Linked DNA regions of Mus musculus: all the other regions are linked to region 3. The links are chromatin loops, found by intact Hi-C in ENCODE. Cell type or tissue: gastrocnemius. All regions are shown on one strand.

Region 1 (8,000 bases), 150 kb before region 3:
TAGGTACTGCTGAACCTTGTAAGGGAAGAGGAAGCTTAGCCTGGCTACCAGTTTCATGTTCCTCTGGTGAGGAAAGGGCTGGGGCTCTGCAGGCTCCTGGATAGAGGATAGCAATCCTACTCCAGCCAGTTTCAGGAATAGATTTGCAGGGCTTGGACACTGCTCAGTCCCACTCTTGCTCCAGTTTTGTTCCCTACAGCTCCACGGCTTCCCCAGCCCCAGAGACACCCTCTTCAAATTCTAGCATGCATGTGATATATGTGTATACATGCATACCAAACACATGAAAAAAAAATCTAAAAAAAATTTTTTTTGAGTTTTTTTTTTCCCCCAAGCTGGGTTTTTCTGTGTAGCTCTAGCTGCCCTGGAACTTGCCCTGTAGACCAGGCTAGATTGGAACTCAGAGATTTGTCTGCCTCTGCTGGGATTAAAAGTGTTTGCCACCACCACCAGCAGCTAAAATTTCTTTATCCAAGATGCATTGCTTCTAGGACACAGCACTCATACAAAATAGAAAGGAGAGGGAAGTGTCTTAATTACTGTGCTATTTGTAAGGGATGACGGAGGCCCCCCAGAGTGTCACAGGATACATCCAGACACCAAATTCTCAGCCCAAAGATTTCTTACAGGGGTGGGGTGTGTGGGGACCGCAAGCAGCAGGTGGGCTTGGTTGTCTTCAGGAGAGGGGTTTTAAAGAGGAAAAGGGAGAGTCTGTGCTAAGATGAGTTGCTCAGTCCTGATTAAACGTATTAGCCAAGTAATGAGTTTGATTGTTGGACCTTGGAGGTTTGTCTCAGGAGTGAGTCAGTGGCCAGATAAGGGAATGGGCCTTGGGGGCTAAAAATGTAATCTGTTTAGTACGGAGAAGAAAGGTGAAAGGCGAAACTTGTTGGAGCTGTTTCCCATGCTTGGACCTAATAGATCCCTTCATTATAGCTGTGAAGAGACACGGTGACCACCATAATTCTTACAAAACGAAGCATTTAGTTGGCGGTTTGCTTACAGTTTCAGAGGTTAGTCCATTGTCATCATGGTGGCAAACAGACAGGCATGGTGTGGAGCAGCAGCTTAGAGCTTTTCATCCTGACACATAGGCGGCAGGCAGGCAGAGAGACAGAGTAGGCCTGGCCTGGACTTTTGAAACCTCTAAGTCCAACCCCAGCAGCACACATGCTAAGCCTTGCAAACAGGTCAGCCGCTGGGGACGGAGCGTGCAGATGAGTGTGAGCCTGTGAAGGGCCTTCTCATCACCCCACAGTAGGCCGAAAAGCTCTCAAAGTGCTACAGCCTCATTGTTTTTATTTTTGAGATGCAAGTCTCCATGTGTAGCCCAGGCTAGCTTCAAATTGATGGTCTACCTGCCTCAGCTTCCCATGTGTTTGATTACACATGTAAACCTCCTGTGTAGTCTTTTATTTTTTTAGTGTGCATGCTTTTATTCATGTATATGTTTGTGGGTAGGAACAGGTTTTGTATAGGCACAGAAAAATGCAATGTGGTCAAGATCAAAAGACAGCCTCAGGTGTCAGTCTTTGGGCTCCTTCTACTCTTTGAGACAAGGTCTCTCACTGCCTTGGAACTTGCCAATGTAGTGAGCTTACAGAGACAGATCCTCCTCTTAGGTTGTCGTCCCTGGGGTCCAGGTGCATTGCAGCACACTTAGTTTTTGGTTTTATGGTTTGGTTTGGTTTTTTTCCACCAGGTTTTGTTTATGAGGATCCTGGGGATCTGAACTCAGGCAAGCGCTGTACCAACTGAGCCATCTCTCCAGCCCTGTGAACGCTTTTGTATGGAATACAAAAGTTAAGAAAAACGGGGCTGGAGAGATGGCTCGGCGGTTAAGAGCACTGACTGCTCTTCTAGAGGTACTGAGTTCAAATCCCAGCAACCACGTGGTAGTTCACAACCATCTGTAATGAGATCTGACTCCCTCTTCTGGTGCGTCTGAAGACAGCTACAGTGTACTCATACATGTAAAATAAATAAGATTTAAAAAAAAAAAAGTTAAGAAAATCGGCTGTTACAGGGAATGCCTCTGCCCGGGAGTTGTTAATACTGATGTTTGGTTTATCTCCATGTGCTGTATTTGATTTTTCTTTGCATTTTTTAAAAGCACTATAAATTCTTGCTTTAAAATACTGTCCTATACACTCGAGAAACATAAGCAGGGATGCTTACTTTGGGCTTGATCTTGGGCCTTTTGTGTAAACATGGTCTGAAGAGCGGTGCAGACAGCAATGCGGAGGCCAAGCTTGGACTTGAGGGATGCTGGTCAAGGACACCCACTTAGCCCTGCATCTTTACCATCAGCCTCAGCTGCCTCACAGGGAGGCAGGACCCAGGTGCTTCCCCTGGCACTCCTTCCTTCCTTCCTTCCTTCCTTCCCCACACCTCAGGGTGCTGCTGTCTCACACAGATGTGCACAGCTGTGGGCAGCACTTCGCATGCTCCGACAGCTTTGAAGTGAATGTAAATTGTGTAGCCGTGTTATTTAGAAGCAGGGTTGCTGCTGACTTTCTGCAGTTGTTAGATGAGGCTGTGTATGTATGTGTAGGCAAGGAGTGCGCGGTAGGTGCTGAGAAAACAGTTGTGCATGTTAAATGGGCAAGGAGTGAACTTGGCTGTGGAAAACCTACTTACCTGCTTGGCCTCTGTGGCAGTGCCACTGTCTGGAGCAGTTCTCTGACACTGCGGGACCTGTCCTCGGAGAACTGAGTTCTAGAGGAGAAAGGACTCTCAGGGATCTCCAGGCCCTACCTTTGCTGCTTCTGTGCGGGACCCATGGCTCTGAGACATGCAGCCACTCTATTAGGTGGCTCAGGCTGTCCACCGTGTGGCCAACCTCCAACCCATGCTCCAGTCTAATTTCTTTTCCTGACACCCTCAGCTGAGGCACAGCTCTGTACCATTGGGAGATTGCCACCCTGGCATTGTGTGGGAAAGCTGAGGCCTGTGTCTAAACATGTGCAGTTTAAAAACAAAGTCAGCCTATAATCCAGATCTTAGGAGGTTGAGGCAGGGGGGCTGCCACAATTTCAACACCACTTGGGACCTATTTAGTGAGTTCCAGGCTAACCTGGCTACTGATTGAGACTCTAGGTATCTTGACAGAAATAGAATAGGACAGGATGGCATAAAATAAAATTGGGAACAAACGAGGCCTGTCCTAGGCTGGCCAGTGATGACTTGGAGGCTTGGGATGCTATGGGATGCTTTCTGCTGAGCTTATCCTGCCCCAGCACAGGCCATCTCAGGATCCATGTAACACTCAACGTGGAGGTGAATGCCCTGGGCTGCAGGCTTTTCTAGACGTTGTTTATGGTGAGGTTCCTAAGAGACATTTCTGAACAAAAAAGAGGAACTGGGGAGGACTGAGAGGATCTTGTGTGGAGAATACTTCATGCTTGCCCAGGCTTTCTAGCTGGACATGTAGAAAATGAACCTGCCTGTGACTTCTTGTGCTACTCAGAGATAGCAGCCATATTTACTGTGCCTCTGGACACTTGGTAATAAGAGGTGACTGTGAGCACCTGCTATCCTTGTCCCTCAACTACATTTAATCCCTGACACAGAGCATTAGACAGTGTACAAACAGGGAACGCACGAAAGTCACCCATCTTGGGTTTAGCCTGTGCTCTACTAAGCAGCTCCAGATCCCTTGTCTTCGGTTGTTGGCAACTAAGTGGTCTTCAAGCCTGTAAAGCCTCTCATTGGCACTAGGTGGCAGTCTCAGCCAGCAGAGGCCCAGAATAGAAGGGCATGGGTATCCCAAAGGGACCTCTATGTAGTAAGCTAATCTTATGATGGGGTAGGGTTCCCCAGAAAGAAAATCATCTTTTAACTATCATTTGAAATCCTAAAGGTGTTTGCTTACAAAAAAGACATGTGGTGTCCAGGTCCTCAGGGATCGAACTTAGGTCTCCTGCTTGCAAAGCAAGTGCTTTATGAACTGAGCCACTGCCCCAGACTCCAGTTAATCTTCAGAGGTCAGGGACTAATTAGGACTGTCTACTGGTGCACAGGTCGAGTGAATGAAGGCAGCTTCTGTGCATTCTGTGTCCCCAGCCCCGTGGTGTGGTGTGGGTGTGGAATAATATCATGAAAGTCTCACAGGATAGCCCTCTAGTCTGCTAGAAAGTCTGCTTGCCTCTGCCATAGCGTCATCCCTGAGCTTGTCACATAAGGCTTGCTTGTGCTTGATCCAGGTGAAGAGGACAGGTGTGTGGCACTGTGTCTAAACAATGTCAGTGATTTTTCAGCTTTGTGATCCACCCGTCCCTAAGTCCTCTTAACAGGATGTCATCTAGTTCCAATCAGGTTATGAAATCAGGGGAGTGAAATTCAGTGTGGTCAGAGGGGCTGTAGATGTACCCTTTAGTCTAGCATGAAAGACTAAGTCCCACTTGGCCATTGCTGAGTTGACTACATAGACATGAATGAAGTTCATTTGATAGAATGTTGATTTCCCCCAGTAGATCTTCCTCTTTCCCTAGAAAATGTTAGGCCCATTCCTATCCTTTTATGTTAGTTGAATGCCAGTGGGGCAGGCTATGGATGGTCTGCTGACTGCAGTCCAGAATCTTCCCCTTCAGTGTAAAGAAAAGAGGAATTCCACAAGGTATTCCCAGCTCTGAAAGCACTGCCTGGTTTCTAGGCTGTGGGTGAGTGGTGGCTGTTAGAAGCTTTTCTTGTTCATCCATCCACCTTACCTCTAGAGTCTGGGCTTTATGTGTCAGAGTTTTATGGCCCTGGGGGACAGATGAAGTTGCCAGGGTTAACCTTGTTAATTCAGGATCAGGTGTAGGAAGAAATTGTAAGGATTACTGCATCTGTAGAACTTCTGGAGGGGATGCCGGAAGTAGCTTTGGAGTGAAGAAGACAGTCCTTACAAGGCCTCTGTCTTGTAGGGTTGATGACAAGGGCTGAAGCCAGAAGCCAGCCAGATGCTGAGGATCCAGGGTCCCTGAACTCCCAGGAGGCATCCTCTGGAGAGTGCTGGGCCCTTGTGGCTCTGCTGGGTGTTGAGTGGGGAGCGGTCAGTCTTTGGTCAGTCAGGAGGCTATGACAGGGTGGGGCCAGGGCCCCTGCTGGCCTCTTCCTCTTTTCTCCAGGCTGTAGCCCCTCCTCTTAAAGGGCCCTCCGGGCTTCTGTTGCTTGGCTTGGAGCTCAGAGGGAGTGTTAGCTTTAACAGTGTCTAGTGTTGCTCCGCCTGCCCCCCGCCCTCAGCTTGAACCAGAGCCCCTGCCTGCTCTGAGGCTAACGCTTCAGAACCTAGCCAAAGCTAGAGAACCTGAAGACCAGAGCCCAGAAACTGGAGTGAGGCTGGTCTCGGGAGTGACTGAGCTGATAGAAGCCACAAGTGGGACCTGGAGCATCAGGCAAGCTTTTCAGGGCTCTTTTCCTTCCCTGTCCTGAGGCTGGGAGGTCTGGGTGGGAGTGCCTTCTAGCACATGTAGTTGGCTCTTTCATAGTTAGGGCCTGGGAAATCCCTTGGGTGGTCTTGCTCTCCTGCGCCCCCCCCAGGGAACCCCCCCCGCCCCCCCCCCCGCCCCCGCACTTGGTCTCCCTGAGCTCATTTCCTTCACATCCTATAGCTTCTCTAGTCCCCAAAAGGCTGGGCAGGAAGTGAGGGAAGTGAGCAAGATGCTGGGAAGTGTGGGAAGTACAGGCAGGCATTGGGGGTGGCCCTGGGCTCCCAGCATGCATTTCTCCTGTGCTGCCTCAGCCTGGTAGAGGGAAGCATCCTTGTAGACTTAACCTCAGAGGGCAAGGAATGGATGACATACTGTCTCTGCCTTGGGGCAAGAGAAGATTTCTTTCTTTATTTTTGAGAAATTGAAGAACACTTGTCTGTCCCTTTCTCTCACCCCACCCTCAGCTGCTGACCTGATAACAGGCCATCTAGCCTTCTCCTTGTCCCCTCTTCCATGCTTATGACTTCCCAGAAGAACTGTTGGATTTGCCTGGGGAGGATCCGTTTTCCTGTCTGTGGCTTATGAAGTCTGTCTACCTCCAGCCCAGGAATAGAGGCAAAAGGAGTTAGCTGCCTCCCTGGGCACACCTGCCAGGAGGCCCTGCCTCAGGAAGCTAAGGTAGAAATGGCCGAAGACCTGTAGGGTGGGGCCATGAGTTAAAGGGAGCAGGAGATGCATGATCTGGGCTTTGCGGGTCTCTTGCCCAGGAAGGGCTTGTTGGAGTCTGCCTGCCTTTCATCTGCCCAGACCAGAACCTACCAAGTCAGAAATAGGAGGTGTGCACAAACCGGAGAGTACACCTGTACCACCCACCCCCCCACACACATGCCCACTCAGTACCTCACCCCTCACACCCATACACACTTATAATAACTGCTAACTGGGCTGCTCCGTTTGTTGACTTAAGTTGGAATGTTCCATTCCACTGAGGACCAAGTATCCTTGCCTCGTCCCAAGCAGTGGTGGATGGAGAAGGACATGGTTGTGAGCCCCAGAACAGCATGTCCTCACAGTCCTCCCCGTGTGCTTGCAGTGGCCCTTACATCCTACGTACTGGGCAGAACTGGCTCATATTTTGGGCTCCCCTTTCAGAATCACCCCTTTTGTCTTTTCACAGTATTCCCTTGCTAGAAAGGGAGGTAAGACTTGGGGGCCACAGGCATGAGGTAGGAGTTAAGGTTTTTAAGGTTAGTCGGACTTTGGTTATAACCTTGTTCTGAGTCTCAAGGGAAGTGGGCAAAGGAGCTTCCCTGTTTCCAGATGAAGAAACAGCCTTCGAGAGCAGCAGGGACATTTCAAGGCCTTGAGTAGCACTCAGGACTGCAGTGTCAGATGTATGCTCACCAGAGATCCCTCTGGGTTCCCACGGGCCAAGTGACGGTGCTCAGGCCGCGACCCAAGTCTTTACTAGCCTCCCCAGGATGCACTTGACTCTCAGAAGGGACTGTGGTGTCAGCACTGGCCTGCCTCGGGGCTCCTTCTTGTCCAGGATTCACTCACGGGCTAGGGAGAGTCCTAGGGCTTCTTCAGGGGGAGGGTCTGGTGGCCTGGGGAAGATGGGAGCATTATTGTTGAAGTAGCTCAGCTTTGGAGGTGACACGGGAGACTGCTGAGGACTGTCCCTGTCCTTGGCAGCTCTAGGCCGGACAGACAGGACTCTCTCAGCCTGTTCCCAGCGTGCTGTGTGGGGTCCGCTTTTGATGTTTTAAGGAAGTTGACACACAGGTGTTCAGTGTAGGAAAGAAGACTTCGATAAAGGCAAGAATACACTGCTCATCCATGCCCTCTCTGTGGGCAAGTGCAGGCTGGGTCCTTTGATCCCTTGGACAGGTCTTAGTGCCTCTTCAAGGAAGCGGCTCATTGCCCTAGTCCCTTGACCTGCCTTGCTGAAGGCAGGAGGAACCCAGGCTACCCTGCCCTGGTGGGCCACCCGGCTTGTCTAAGACCCCAGCCTAGAAGGGCCTGACTGGCCCCTCATAGCACTATGGGAGAACAAAATGTCTAGGTTCTGTATGAGTCTTGGTTGAGAGCCTATGTTTTAGCTGAGCTGTATTTGCAGGCTCATGTGTTCACAGCTGCCATAGTTAACATCCTATTTGGTAGCATAGTATGGAAACCTTGACAGGAAACCACATTCTTGGGGGTATGTGGTCCCCTCACATTCCACATGGTCATACTTGTTTCCTGGGTGGGAGCTCTGCTCCTGTTTCAAAGCCTGGACTTGTAGAGCAAGGAAAGAGCCTCTGAGAGCCTGACCCAGCTCACATGATGGCACATGTCACCCCTGAGCCCAGTTGCCTGGCCAGAATGTACACCATTCAGTGTCCAGTAAACGGTTGGAGCATCTCACTGTGTGGTGGATGTAGAAGTTGTTAGAGGCTCATTTGAGCCTGAAGCAGAAGCATGGGTGTCCCTAAAGCTTGGCCTTGACCTTTGGATGGGGTGGGGCTTCCACGTGTGCTCATCTGGTGCTGGCATCTTTTGAGAGGAGAAGTTTGAAGACGTTTATGTGCTAAAGTAGGCCAG
Region 2 (8,000 bases), 64 kb before region 3:
ACAGTTTAAATAACAACTCGCCAAATGAGACAGAGGCGCCAGCTCAGTGGGTCAGGTGCTTGTGCACTTGAGGGCATGAATATGGCTTCCTAGAACCATGTAAAGCTATAACTAGTGTTTGCAATCCTAGTCTTTTACAGTGAGGGAAAGTGGAAACAAGAAAATGTCAGGAAGTTTGCAGACAGCTAGTCCTGGCCTTATACTGGGAAACAAGAAATTAAATTTCAAACATGATGGGAAGATGCCCAAGGTTGTCTTCTGACCTTTAAATGCTTATTGTGTGTATCTATACTCATACACACAAACACACATGCACACATAAAGGATAAATAAAATCTACTGCTAACATCCTAAAGAAAGTAACAAGGATTTTTATCTGCTATATTTATAATGCAAAAGTATCTTGTCAAGTTCTTTGCAGGAATTAACTATTAGAAAGCTGAAGTGTTGTTACCAGATATAATTTTATGTATAATATCAATGTTTGAGCCCTCTGGAAAAATCTAGAACTATTCGTTTTTATTGTAACTTATTTTTAATTGTTTTATTTTTAAGCTTCAAAAAAAATTTTTTTGCATATATATGTGCATTTGTACATGCATTTGAGTGCAGGCTATTCATGCCACAGCATGGGTACGGCAGACAGGACTATTTTAGGGAGTTGTTTCTTTTTTCTACCTTGTCAAGACAGGGTCTCTCATTTCTGATGCTAATCTACTTACTGCAGGTTAGCTGGCCTGCCAGCTTCTGAATGGCTCTCCTACCTTCACCTTCCATCCCCTCCTACAGAAATGTTAGGATTACAGATGACAGGGATTCTAGGGGTCAAACATAGAGAGCTGCTTTGCTACATGAGAAACACCCACTCAGAGGCATTTAGTCTACAGATAGTTTTGTGTCAGGTCTACATGAACATGCATGTTACATGCTGGACAAAAAGGACAAAAAGGCAGCCTCACAACAAAGGACTTTTGAAGCTGCATCCTACCTGACAGCCCACAGGCAGGAGCAGGCAGGGACCTGGCTATCCACTAGAACTTTTTGTATTCCACAAGGCTCTGGGTATTCAAAGTAGTATTAAGACAAGCATAGGACATTAGATTATAAGCATCTATGTATGTTACTTTACCTTGTCTTGCCGTGTATTCATTGTCTTCAATTAATCTTGCTAAGCCAAAATCTGCTATTTTGCATATAAGATTTTCTCCTACAAGAATATTAGCAGCTCGGAGATCTCGGTGAATATAGTTCATTCTTTCAATATACGCCATGCCATCAGCGATCTTAGGAGAGGAAAAAATGCAAAATATATGATGCAAAGGGGAAAAGACACTTACTGTTAAACTAAAGAGACTGTTGAAAAACTGGGTAGCTCAAAAACAATGACAGTAATAGTCTAGAACACAACAATAAAAACAACAAAAATCTCTGCAACAAGAACAAGAGCAACAAAACTGGGTGTGGTGGCGCACGCCTTTAATCCCAGCACTCGGGAGGCAGAGTCAGGCAGATTTCTGAGTTCGAGGCCAGCCTGGTCTACAAAGTGAGTTCCAGGACAGCCAGGGCTACACAGAGAAACCCTGTCTCGAAAAAACAAACAGACAAACAAAAAACCAAAAGAACAAGAGCAAAAAAAAGCTAAATTTTTATATCCTAACACTGCAAGAAAAAAAAAACAAAACCCAACATATCACTATGACCTATTTTCTGGTCAATGGTTAGAAGAAGTGCATCATAAGACAAAACAAAAACCAACACAAATCTAAGGTGCTGAAGTACCAACATATTATAGCTCGTCAGTCAGATGTGCCAACAGCCCATTTTCATATGCCTTAAGGAGTTAAAAAAAAACAAATAAGGCTTTAACATTTTTTTAAAGGGCTGTGAAAACTAATGAGGTCCAATAGAGTTTGTATGTGGCTCATAAAGCCCATGTCATTTACTTAAGGTTTTTTTGTTTGTTTCTTGTAATAAAAAAGGTCTGCCATTTTTCCAAGAGAAAGTGCCTAATAGCCTTGAACAAAGAGCCTTGTACATGCCTGTCTCCTCTGAAGTTACTCTACATTATCAGATGTTATGGATATGTGGATTCTTACTGATAGGTAAGAGCTGCAGAAGCAAGTTCATCAACTGTAGCCAATAAAAGTGCCTGCAGTACTTGCATCCATCTTAACAGAAACTTTGCAACCAAAATTCAGAAGTATAAAAGACTAATTCTTACCTGTATATTATCTGAATTCTTGTCTTAGACTAGAATAAACAAAAAAATTTCAGCACACTTTCAGGTTTTAATATTTGGAATAACCTTCCTCTACCTTAGTCTGTCTGTCTGTCTGTCTGTCTGCCTTCCTTCCTTCCTTCCTTCCTTCCTTCCTTCCTTTTCTTTCTGAATAACCTTCATCCACCTTAGTTTTCTTGTCTTTCCCTCTCTTTCTTCTTTTTGTTTGGTTTTTCAAGACAGTTTCTCTGTATAGTCCTAAAACTCATTCTGCAGACCATGCTGGCCTTGGAGTCAGAGTTTGGCCTGCTTCTGCCTCCTGAGTGCTAGGATTAAAAGCACGTGCTGTCACCTCCACCCAGCCCATCTTAATTTTCTTAAATTTATCTGCTGAAATGTAAATACAAACTTTGCATTTATGGATGAAATGTGTCAAAGGCCATACGACACAGGGCAGCACCTGACTGAGAGAGCTATAGCAGTCTAATATTGGCTCTGCTACTAAGGAGCTCACACGGAACTATCTCCAATGTTCCTTCCTCTCCTAAAATTCTAGTATTTCATTACACAAAATTTTAACATTATGCCAAGATTCTTCTGCATTTTAAACATATGCTTTCAATTAAAATTGATATATACATATGTGTGTGTGTGTGTGTGTGTGTATGTATGTATGTATGTATATATACATATATATGCAACTACCTGAGCAGCCATATCAACCAGCTGTGGAAGCTTCAAATACTTTCCATCTCCTTCTTTAAGGAAATCTAACAAGCTTCCTGTAAGAGATAGAAAGATATTCTAGAAAAATTCAAACATTACATTAAAATGGAAGTAAATACTCTTTAAAACCTTAAATCATCAAACCAGCCAGGCAGTGGTGATGCATACCTTTAATCCTAGCACTTGGGAGGCAGAGGCAGGTGGATTTCTAAGTTCGAGGCCAGCCTGGTCTACAGAGTGAGTTCCAGGACAGCCAGGGCTACACAGAGAAATCCTGTCTTGAAAAACCAAAATAAAATAAAATAAAATAAATCATCAAACCACACACACACACACACACACACTATATACATATATATATATATATATATATATATATGAAAAAAAATATATAGTGTGTGTATAAAAGTTTTTGTGTGTGTATATTTGTGTTTTGTATATATATAAATATATATATATTTTTTTTTTCAGCCAACTGGGAATATCCTGGGGTAGTTATAATTACAAAGAGGTGGTCTGATATATAGCTCTTAGTGTTAGGAGATGGCACTATAGGAATAGCAAAGTATGACAAACTCAGCAAAGGTTTGATTGTTCTCTCTCTACTGTTAGTTAAGATCATACAATATCAGATAAACCCAAATCAAGACACACTTTTATAAAAACAAAACAACAAAAAATAAACACACATTTTCATAAGAAGGTTTCAGATTAAAAGACTCAAAAGAGAAATGGCAATTGAATATTGGGTTTGAAGATGGATTCCACACTGGACCAGGGAAGTATAATTGGTAGAACTGGTCAAGAGAGGGAAACAAATTCTCAGGAATGAGAACAACATGAGCAGAACTTATGGGCAGGGCTGGGGCCAGGCTCGCTCAGTGGTAGAGCGTGTTCTTATTATATACAAGACCCTGGGTTTGAGTGTCACCACATCAGTAGGAGAAAACACAACAAAGAAATCAAGAACAACAAGAAAATCTGTCTGCACGTGAAGCAATATAATGACAAAGCACAGGAGGCAATAAGCTTTGATGGGTTGTAAGGGTCTACTGCTAAACAACTAAATAGTAAAACAAGGAATTACTTCATTTTAAAACCAGAAAGGTTTTTGTTTTCTTATATTCTAAATCTCTCACCTGCAAATAATTAATGAAGTTATAGAACAGAATTCTAGCATTTTCTCCCAATTTTAAAAAGTCAATAATTGAGCTATGTAGATGATCCATTATACTTACCTTCATTGACTTCTTATACTAGTAATATCTTGATTTAAATGTCTTTCTTGTCTTTTTATCACTTCCTGTCCTATTTTATTTAATGCACTCATTCAAATGCCACAGGTGGAAGTTGTTTGCAGCCCAAACACCTTCCAAAAAAGACATATACTTTGGTACTTTAGGTATATGTTGGTTATCAATTAATAGGCAATTATTTTTAGTCCTTTTAGAGAGATTTTCGCCCCCTGTTGCAAATTTATAGTGGGTAGATGCCCCTATCACCACTAGAGGGAACTATTTCATCAGCTAAGGTGAACTAGTAGAGAAGATGACAAAATACTAACTAGTTTGATTCAAAAAAGTAAAAAATTTAAATTTAAAAATAGATACAATCCAAATAGGATAGATTCAGGCTAATCAGCATCATTTCATCACTTGCTGGCTCCTATTCTAAAGCACCAATGACCTAGAAATAGTATCAATCTTGCCTGGCTTTGCCCCTGGCTCTAATTAGCTGTTAGGTAAGAGCCCACCTGTGCCTGGGTTAGGGCAGATGAGAAATTTCAAATGACAGCAGAGAAAAAGAGTTTCTAGACATCCTGTAAGAACTGTATTTATAAAAACGAGGCAAAAATGATTCCCTCTAATGTCTTTGCCTTAGTGCTATAGATACAGGTTTATCACTTTAATTCAACTTTTCTACTGCCCTAGCAATCTATTTCCTTTAGTTAAATCTACTTTCAAAAGACTCAAGCTGCTTAATTTTCCTTTCAAGTCTCATAAGATCCTGTGGGATAACTAGGAATAAACACTGTTCTATTAAAAAACTATCACATTTCCTCTTTTCAAACGTCTACAGAAAAATCATGTTAGAAAGTACTGTTAGAAAGACAAAACTCTGAATGTATAAAAATAGAGGAAATAAAAATGGAGGTAAGAGGGCTCAGTAGGTAAAGGTGTCTGCTGCCAAGACTAGTAACCTGACTTTGATCCCAAGACTAAATACAAACTGTCTTTTGACTTCTACACGTGTCACAGCACACATGCAACCATACATATATACATGCAAAACACATAAATAAATGTAATCTTAAAGGAGAAAAGTAATCAAGCTCTTTGAACTGTGAATATTGTGAGTTACAGTAGCAATCTACCTGCCAGGTAACTCATTGGTACAATCGGGACATGAATATTATGGAAGGAACCAATCATCTTTTGGTTGGACTTAAAAGGCCCATTTCAAAAGTCAGAACCCATATGACAGTGTTAATGAGGCCATGAACCTCTGAGATCATGGGCCCTAGGGAACATCTACAATTATTCTGTTAAATGAACAAAGCAACACAAGGACCCCTGACAACATACTGCTATATCCCTAGACAAGTGCATCACGGAACCACCATCAGAGAGACTTTTTGCAGATGGCAATTAACACAAAGAGGCACAAATGAACAACGTGCAGGATAAGAGATTTTGGAACATTGAGCTCTAAATGGGATCAGGGTTAGACACCCTAAATGGATCATACCGCTTCCCCCAAGGCTTAGGGATCTATGCAAGAGGTGGTGGACGACTCCATGAAAACAGCAAATCTGATACACATATGAACTCACAAAGACTGTGAGAGCATGCACAATACCTGCACAGTTCACATAGACAAAATCCTAGCACAGAGAAGGCAAAGCACATGGTTCAACTCCTAAGCAAGAGCCTATTTGCAATTGACAACTGCTGAGAAAGGGAAAAATCAGCTTTTCCAACGGAGAGACACTGGGTATATCAAAACACCCCAGGGAAGGTTGCATGCTCAGGAACAGTTGAACAATACAAAATGAACTTCATGTTTTTGTTTTTAATTTTGTGGGTTTTTTTTTCTGACTTTTTGTCTGTTTGTCTGTCTGTCTTTCTCAAAGAAAGAATATAAAGTTTGGTGGGTGGGTGGATTGAATGGGGATCTGAGAAAGAATATGATATGACTAAGATATATTGTATGGTTTTTAATCTAAGTAAGAATAAAACTGGGCTGGAGAGATGGCTCAGCAGTTAAAGAGCATTGATTGCTCTTCCAGAGGTCCTGAGTTCAAATCCCAGCAACCACATGGTGGCCCACAACCATCTGTAATGAGATCTGATGCCCTCTTCTGGTGTCTGAACACAGCTACAGTGTACTTTTACATATAATAAATAAATAAATCTAAAAGAAAAAAAAAACAACCTAAATTGTTTCATCGTAACACAATCCTTTAACAAACAATGCACGTACCTTTTGACATAAACTCGGTGACAATATAAATGGGCTCTTCAGAAACAACTGCATAGAGTGGAACAAGTTTATCGTGTCTTAGCTTTTTCATTATCTGAGCTTCTTGAAGGAATGCTTCTGGCATCATTGTACCTGGCTTTAGTGTTTTGATTGCTACTTTTGTAGTTCCATTCCATGTTCCTAGGAAAACAATTTATTTTACTTTCTCAATCTGTATTTCAAGGACTATTAGACCAAAATTCAATCAACAGTAAAAGTTATACTACATAATAAAATATATATTGTACATATTTTAATTTATGATTCCATAACAAAATGAAGTAACAACAAAGTTCAGGCTTCTTACCCATCCACACTTCCCCAAAGCATCCTTGACCTAGTTTCACCTCTAGTCGCAATGATTCTCGAGGGATTTCCCAAGCATCTTTTGCCAGACCTTGAGTCTGGGGTTTCACAGTAGGACACACAGTTGTTAACTTGTGGCATAATCCATCAGCATGTTCTAGATAGATAAACAGGGTATATTGTAAATGAATTACTTTTTAAGTCAAACAGAATATTAGTGTGTGTATCATATGATTATTTATTTATTTGACTGATCTTTGAGATAGATCTCACTATGTAGCCTTGGCTGGCCTGGACTACACTCAGAGAGAGATTCACCTGCTTCTAGGATTAAAGGTATATGCCACCATACCTGGCTTATTATTTGTTCTTTTAAAAAGCTTGTCATTAAATTAAAATCAGTCTCCTATCAGTTTTACTCTAAAAAGATATATAGCATGGGAATCTTTCAATAAGAAGAATGATGAAGTATATACAAACGAAACACTTTAGAAATACATTTTATGCTAATATTTACTGAGTATGTATGCCTATGTTATTATGTAATATAAATCTTTCATATAAATTGAGATTGGAAAAGCTAGAGAACTGTCCCAAGGTCCCAGCTGGTAAATGAGAACATTCAAACACAAGTCTGTCTGTCTTCAAAACTCCACTCTACTTTTTGGCAGGTACATAGGGTATCTGAGAGTTCAATTCAGATTCTTCCTGTCTTAGCCTTCTAAGTGCTGGGAGTACAGACTTGCACCACAGCTTAAAGCTCTTCTTTTGACCACCAAGATTCATGTAATCCCCAAGGGAGATGCATTATTAGTTGTCATTTCTAATAACGACTAATTTGTAAAACTCTGAAAATCACGGAAGAAGTTGATATGAGACTGAATTTTAAATACAGGAGACTGAAGACAGCCAGTCAGGATACATAATGGCTTGGTTTGTGTATCCTGCTTATATAAAACTTCTCCCTGTTTCAAGACACATTTCCTCCCATTCTCATCAAGCAACCACTTAAATCCATTATAACAAAGGCAATTACAAGTAATGCCAGCTCAGTAACACAGTCAATCAATTTCAAACGTGTTGTCTGACTTGATATTTTGTTTGCTGCTAGCTGTCACAGAATAACTGCCATGGAAACCTCCCCTCTTGTAGTACTAATTATTTAAAGACTCTCACATGCATTTACATATCTAAATGACAACGAAAAAATTTAAAACACAAAGACTCC
Region 3 (8,000 bases):
CTAATAGTCTCCCGACCAAAAAAAAAAAAAAAAAAGCCCAGGACCAGATGGGTTTAGTGTAGAGTTCTATCAGACCTTAGACCGTCAAAGAAGACCTAATTCCAATACTCCACAAAATATTCCACAAAATAGAAACTGAAGGTACTCTACCCAATTCGTTCTATGAAGCCACAATTACTCTGATATCTAAACCACAAAAAGACCCAACAAAGATAGAGAACTTCAGACCAATTTCCCTTATGAATATCAATGCAAAAATACTCAATAAAATTCTCGCAAACCAAATCCAAGATCACATCAAAACAATCATCCATCATGATCAAGTAGGCTTCATCCCAGGGATGCAGGGACTGTTCAATATACGGAAATCTATCAATGTAATCCCCTATATAAACAAACTCAAAGACAAAAACCACATGATCATCTCATTAGATGGCTGGGAAAGCATTTGACAAAATCCAACACCCATTCATGATAAAAGTATTGGAAAGAACAGGATCAAGGCCCATACCTAAACATAATAAAAGCAATCTACAGCAAACCAGTAGCCAACATCAAAGTAAATGGAGAGAAGCTGGAAGCAATCCCACTAAAATCCGGGACTAGACAAGGCTGCCCACTCTCTCCCTACTTATTCAATGTAGTACTTGAAGCCCTAGCCAGAGCAATTAGACAACAAAAGGAGATCAAAGGAATATAAATAGGAAAGGAAGAAGTCAAACTGTCACTATTTGCAGATGATATGATAGTATATATAAGTGACCCCCAAAATTCCACCAAAGAACTCCTAAACCTGATAGACAACTTCAGTGAAGTAGCTGGATATAAAATTAACTCAAACAAATCAGTGGCCTTTCTCTACACAAAGGATAAACAGACTGAGAAAGAAATTAGGGAAACAACACCCTTTACAATAGTCACAAATAATATAAAATACCTTGGTGTGACTCTAAGGAAGTGAAAAATCTGTTTGATAAGAATTCAAGTCTCAGCAGGGCGTGGTGGCACACGCCTTTAATCCCAGGCAGAGGCAGGTGAATTTCTGAGTTCGAGGCCAGCCTGATCTACAGAGTGAGTTCCAGGACAGCCAGGACTATACAGAGAAACCCTGTCTTGGAAAAAAAAAAAAAGAATTCCAGTCTCTAAAGAAATCAAAGAAGATCTCCCATGCTCATGGATTGGCAGGATCAATATAGTAAAAATGGCTATCTTACCAAAAGCAATCTACAGATTCAATGCAATCCCCATCAAAATTCCAACTCAATTCTTCACAGAGTTAGAAATGGCAACTTGCAAATTCATCTGGAATAACATAATACCTAAGATAGCAAAAACTATTCTCAATGATAAAAGAACCTCTGGTGGAATCACCATCCCTGACCTCAAGCTGTACTACAGAGCAACTGTGATAAAAAAAAAAAAAAAAAAAAAAAAAAACTTCATGATTTTGGTACACTGACAGACAGGTAGAGCAATGGAATAGAATTGAATCCTCACACATATGGTCACTTGATCTTTGACAAAGGAGCTAAAACCATCTTATGGAAAAAAGACAGCATTTTCAACAAATGGTGCTGGCTCAACTGGTGGTTAGCAGATAGAAGAATGCGAATTGACCCATTCTTATCTCCTTGTACAAAGCTCAAGTCTAAGTAGATCAAGGGACTCCACATAAAAACCAGAGATACTGTAACTTGTAGAGGACAAAGTGGGGAAGTGCCTCAAAGATATGGGCATAGGGGGAAAATTCCTGAACAGAACACCAGTGGCTTGTGCTATAAGATTGAGAATTGATAAATGGCACCTCATAAATCCCCATCAAAATTCCAACTCAATTCTTCACTGAGTTAGAAAGGGCAATTTGCAAATTCATCTGCAATAACAAAAAGCCTAGGAGAGCAAAAACTATTCTCAACAATAAAAGAACCTCTGGTTCTTTGCAAAGCTTCTGTAAAGCAAAGGATTCTGTCAATGAGACAAAATGGCAACCAACTGATTGGGAAAAGATCTTTACCAACCATACATTAAATAGAGGGCTAATATCCAATATATACAAAGAACTCAAGAAGTTAGACTCCATGGGGGCAAGAAAGAAAGAAAAGAAGTTAGACTCCAGAGAACCAAATAATTCTTTTTAAAAATGGGGGTACAGAGCTAAACAAAGAATTCTCAACTGAGGAATACTGAATGGCTGAGAAGCACCTAAAAAATGTTCAACACCCTTTTGTTTTGACTTGCTCAGAAAACGTAAAGAAATGTTCAACATTGCATTCCCTTAATCATCAGGGAAATGCAAGTCAAAACAATCCTGAGATTCTACCTCATACCAGTCAGAATGGTTAAGATAAAAAACTCAGATGACAGCAGATGCTGGTGAGGATGTGGAGAAAGAAGAACACTCCTCCATTCCTGGTGGGATTGCAAGCTGGTACAACTACTCTGGAAATCAGTTTGGTGGTTCCTCAGAAAATTGGACATAGTACTACCAGAAGATCCAGCAATACCACTCCTGGGCATATACCTAGAAGATGCTCCAACTTGTAGTAAGGACATGCTCCACTATGTTCATAGCAGCCTTATTTATAATATCCAGGAGCTGAAAAGAACCCAGATGTCCCTCAACAGAGGAATGGATACAGAAAATGTGGTATATTTACACAATCTCAGTTATTAAAAACAATGAATTTATGAAATTCTTAAACAAATGGATGGATCTGGAGGATATCATCTTGAGTGAGGTAATCTAATTACAAAAGAACACACATGATATGCACTCACTGATAAGCAGATATTAGCCCAGAAGCTCAGAATACCCAAGATACAATTTGCAAAACACATGAAACTCAAGAAGAAGGAAGACCAAAGTGTGGATACTTTGTTCCTTCTTAGAATGGGGAACAAAATACCCATGGAAGGAGTTACAGAGACAAAGTTCAGAGCAAAGACTGAAGGAATGACCATCCAGAGACTGCCCCACCTGGGTCCCATCCCATAAACAACCACCAAACCCAGACACTATTGCATATGCTAGCAAGATTTTGCTGACAGGAGCCTGATATAGCTGTCTCCTGAGTGTCTCTGCCAGTACCTGGCATATACAGAAGTGGATGCTCACAGTCATCCAATGGATTGAGCATAGTGTCCCCAGTGAAGGAGCTAGAGAAAGGACCCAAGGAGCTGAAGGAGGAACAACAATATGAACTATCCAGAGCTCCCTGGGACTATATCATCAATCAAAGAAAACAAATGGTGGGACTTGTGGCTCTAGCTGCATATGTAGCAGAGGATAGCCTAGTCTGTCATCAATGGGAGGAGAGGCCTTTAGTCCTGTGAAGGCTCTATGCCCCAGTATAGGGAAATGCCAGGACCAGGAAGTGGGAGTAGGTGGGTTGGGGAGCAGGGGGAGGAGCGGGGGATAGGGGATTTTCAGAGGGGAAACTAGGAAAGGCAATAACATTTGAAATGCAAATAAAGAAAATATCTAATAAAAAAAAGATTATCCCATTTTGAGCTATTCAGGGAGATTTGGTTTCAACAAAAGAAGAGCTTGCTCTCCTGTCTCCCTCCACCAAATCCTCCAAATCAAGCAAACAAGACAATCCTATGTAACAATTGGTGAGAAGCAGCAAGAAGTAACAGGACAGTGAGGCAATCAAAGTTCACAGGAAGAAGGCAATGGAAGGATGTCAGCACCAGGACAATAGAGCACGATGGCGTTGGCAGTAGCCTTTGAATAAACTTTGAAAAAAAATTAGAAAGAGGGGGAAAAGGAAACAGGAAAAGGAAGTCTGTCAAGAACTCGGCCTGACATTGGGAGTGGGTGGGACACTTCCTGTAACAGCTTGATGTGTGGAACATCTGGTCTGCTCCCCTAGTCCCAAATCTTCAGAAATCTCAGTTTTCTCAACTGACCAAATTAGACGCGGTAAGGATCCCACAGTCAAAAAGCCATTGTCCCTAGACTGAGTTATCTAAAGAAAGCAAAACTTTAGGTTGGAATTCAAACTCTCCTTTTATACTAAGAACATCTTCCACTTTTTTTCTAGGCAACAAATCCCATCTGTAAATGTACTTTATATATTATAGAATATTGATTTCATATTAAAACTGAAGTCCCAAATGTATTTTAATTTAGTTATCTCAGAGGGTAAAAAGGTAGCTGGTGAACTTATAGAGAAAGAAATTAGAAAGAATTGCTAACAATTTTCTGTTTGCACTGTTTAATTAACCTTAAGGTTTCTTTCATTTCTCACTTCAAATTCACCGTTGACAAAAGTCCCTGGAACTCAGTTGTGCCCTCTAGTGGTTCTTGGTATTTAGTAAAGGTCACGTCGGAGATTTTAAACAACTTTTAAATTGCATCTATTTCACCCTGTATGCCTGCGGTATGTGTCCACTCATGCACACACCCATGAAAGCATGGGCAGCACAACACATATGTGGAAGTCAGAGGAAATCTTGGAGTTGGTTCTATCTACTCTGTGGGGCCAAGAAGAATTGAAACTAGATCCTGAGACTTGGCAGCAAGTGCCTATACTAGGTAAGCTATTTTGTTGGCCCTATTCTGGAATTGTTCTTTTTTTTAATATATATTTTTAAAGTTTAATTATTCTACGTAGATGAGTACACTGTAGCTGTCTTCAGGCACACCAGGAGAGGTCTTTGGATCCCATTCCAGATGGTTGTGAAGCCACCATGTAGTTGCTAGGAATTGAACTCAGGACCTCTGGAAGAGCAGTCGTTGCTCTTAACCGCTGAGCCATCTCTCCAGCTCCCCATTCTGGAGTTTTAAGAAGTGATCATGAGTAGAACTAATGATTCTCATGTCACTGTCTTTTGAATACTCTGTTAGGAGAAGTATGGTTATGTCGATATAACAAGCCTCTTAAATTCAGTGGCTAAAAAAAAAAAAAATCAAATGTTCATTTCTAACAAAAATAACTAAATACAGATTTACCATATTAGTATGCATGTAGCATCCAAGGGCTTCCTGAGTCCTGTAACACCTAGTGACTTTTCACATTGTCATGATGACATAAAAACATAGAAAAGGAACAGTAGCTTTTACCTGCTCCAACCTAGAAGTGACACATAACTTTCCCTTCTTTCCTCTTGCCCTTCCTCTTGCTCAATTTCTCTCTTCCTTCTCCCTCTTTGAGCCTCTGCCCTCTCCATCCTCCATCTTTCTCTCCAGAGTCTTTCAGTGTTGCCCATGTTGACCTTGAACTCCTTGACTAAGTACTCGATCCTAGTCTTCCAATTAGCTAGCACCCTGGGCGTGGCCCACAATGGCTAGTTTTATGTATTTATGTTTGTTTGTTTGTTTTGTTGTTTTTTTTTCAAGACAGGGTTTCTTTGAGTAACAATGGCTGTCCTGGAGCTCGATCTCTAGGCTAGGCTGGCCTTGAACTTGAAGATCTGTCTGCCTTTGCCTCCCAAGTTCTGGAATCAAAGGTGTGCACCATCACTGCCTGGCTCATTTTATGTTATTTCTTATTGTGGTAAATGTGACATGGAAATTATGATTTTACTCATTTTATGCATACAGTTCACTATTATTAGAACATTCATACTGTTGTGTAATCATCACCATTATCCATCTACAGGGTCAATCTTTCAATTTTCTTCAACTCCATACATAATTCATTTGGCTAAATATGTAGCTTGGAGGGTAGAACACTTGAGTAGTCCCAAGGTCCAATCTTCAGTATCCTCTACTCCACAATTCCATTCTCATTGGATATTCATTCTCCGTCCTCCTTAGCTCCTTCCTGGCAGCCACCTTTCTTTTGGTGTCTTTATGCATTGGATTGCTTCCTGTACCTCAGGTAAGTGGAGTTATAAAATGTTTATCCCTTTGTGTCCTGCTTATTTCATCTGTAATAGCATCTTCAAGGTTTACCTTATGCCATAATTTTCTTCCCCTCTAAAGCTAAATAATATTCCATTATACACATTGTACCTTATTCATAATAGCTCTTCTTTAAAAATATGGCAAACACATACTTCAAACACCTTGCGTAAACTATAACATATCTTGACTACAGAGACAGAAAGATGTTCAACAAGTGCTTGCCTGCCTCTTTTTAACAGATATATCTCGTTGTCAGTACCTTTTGCTATGCCTCTTGTAAGGCTCTGCTCTCAAAAGAAAATGTACCTTATACCTTGTCTAACAGTGCTCTGGAGAGGGGAACTGATGGTATTTGGCCTCCAGTACAGGTAGTTCACACCATTAACATTTGCTTTTTCCATATTCTCAGGTGCTGATTTTTAAAATTTATTCTAAATATGGAGCTATGAGTATCAGTATCTCCATCACAGATTCACCAAATTTCTGAAAGTCCTTATTACAATTCTATTATTATAATAATCACTTTTCTATTTATTATTGCTCTTTAAACTTTTTACTTTACTTTTATTTTATTTTATTTGTGTGTGTGTGTGTGTGTGTGTGTGTGTGTGTGTGTGATATGTGTTTGGGTGCTACATGTATGCAGGTGCCCCTGGAGGCCAGAACAGGGAATTGGATCCCCCAAAACAGGAGTTCCAAGTGGTTGTAAGCTGCCCCACATGGGTGATCAGAACTGTGGTCCTCAGATGGGGAAAGTTCTCTTTACCACTGAGCCATCTCTCCAGCCACAGTTATTTGGCTTTTAAAAACAGGGTCTTGTTAAGCTGTCTATGGTGGTCTGGAAATTCAAGTTCTGCCTCAGCCTTGTAAGTTCTAGGGTTGTGGCTGTGCACCATGCTAATAATGTTACTAACTTTCATAAAGCCACAGTGGTTATAAGGTGTTTGTTCTGAGCACTTGATGAGCACACTGCATGATGATGATGATGATAGGATTTGAAACAAAAAACCAGGAGGAAAATCAGGGTAAACAAGGGTAAAATTATTTTTGGTCATGTTGTGTCTAAAATGTCTGAGAGAAAGTAAGTGTTTAGTGGATGACAGCAATGGGATGTCTAAATTTAAGGCGGTTTAGGAGTGCCACTGGAAATAGAGATGGACTTAGGAATCAAAGACATGTACAACAAACACAACTTTACAACTTATTTTGTGATGAGGAGGACAAGGTCTCACTACATAGCATGCATTGACTGATGATCCTCCTATCTCTCATCTCTGCTTCAGGAGTCTTAATGAGGGGGGGGGACAGGGAGAAGGAGAAAAGGAGGAGAAGGAGGAGGAGGAGGAGGATAAACAAAGCAAGAATTTACTTCATTCAGCCCCAGGAACTGAACCTTAGAAACCAATGGGATTGAGCCAGGCAAGAAGGAAGAGAAAGTCACTTCAGGTGAGAAAACAGTCAAGGCATCAAGGTCAGGACTGGCCCGAGTAGCCATTTGTTTTGCCTCCTGTCTCTGAGTTTCAGGGCTCAGGGCACCCCATTAAAGTAAAATCATTTCATTTGTCTTTTGCGCCTGTTTTATATTCTTTTTGCTTGTTTTGATTTTTTGAGACAAAGTTTTACTGTATTGTCTTGGCTGTCCTGGAACTTGCTCTGTAGACCAGGCCAGCTTTGAACTCACAGAGTCTAAGTCAGGAGTTGCCTGACTCTGCCTCCTCAAAGAATGTGTGCCACCACTACCAAGCCTGTTTCATATTTTTAATCCTGGAATACAGGTAAATCACCTGCAGAGATTTGAAAAACTGCAAACCCTTGGGTCTATGGATAGGTTCAAACATCTACACTGAAAAAAAAAAAAAAAAGAAAGAAAAAAAAAGGCAAGTTTGGAGTGTATCCAAAGTGAATGCTTAGATAGTTCTCTTGTTCTATTACACAATGTAGTTACAGTTATCAACATTAGATGAGAGAGTTTTCAAAGTTCTCATCAGAAGGAAATGATAGATGTTTGAGATGATGGACAGCTTGACTAGCCCAAATTGATCATTATAAAATATACACATACACCAAATTAATCAGATAATTTTCATAAATATGCACAATTATCTGTCAATTACAAAATAGATCAACCCATTAAAAACAAAGTAGC

The links. A loop is a pair of places that touch in the nucleus more often than their neighbours do. Peaks named below come from ENCODE experiments on the same cell type or tissue, not always from the same donor. Only the 100,000 strongest peaks of a DNase experiment are listed, where the experiment ranks them.
Region 1: it touches region 3 in a loop (2.3-fold over the local background); 7 of 42 quality-filtered maps call a loop at or near these places.
Region 2: a loop joins it to region 3, with 7 times the contacts of the local background. A loop is called at or near these places in 21 of 42 quality-filtered maps.

The regions. Positions count from the first base shown.
Region 1 is chr5:32,743,561-32,751,560 of GRCm38, reverse strand. All of the region lies in intron 3 of Pisd (phosphatidylserine decarboxylase), which reads left to right. Among named protein-coding and RNA genes, the nearest start is that of Gm52771, 14 kb to the right of the region's middle. In gastrocnemius, a CTCF peak has its summit at 3,718 (motif pointing right); DNase peaks (open chromatin) are centred at 3,708 and 5,143; H3K4me3 peaks cover 2,453 bases; H3K27ac peaks cover 2,959 bases.
Region 2 is chr5:32,654,035-32,662,034 of GRCm38, reverse strand. It overlaps Yes1 (YES proto-oncogene 1, Src family tyrosine kinase), which reads right to left. Exons shown (of 12, transcript NM_001205132.1): 7 at 6,774-6,929; 8 at 6,428-6,607; 9 at 2,924-3,000; 10 at 1,130-1,283. Among named protein-coding and RNA genes, the nearest start is that of Gm10461, 42 kb to the right of the region's middle. In gastrocnemius, a CTCF peak has its summit at 4,452 (motif pointing right); no DNase peak of the experiment used is centred here.
Region 3 is chr5:32,590,303-32,598,302 of GRCm38, reverse strand. No RefSeq gene overlaps it. Among named protein-coding and RNA genes, the nearest start is that of Gm15614, 11 kb to the right of the region's middle. In gastrocnemius, a CTCF peak has its summit at 4,292 (motif pointing left); no DNase peak of the experiment used is centred here; H3K4me3 peaks cover 619 bases; H3K27ac peaks cover 1,759 bases.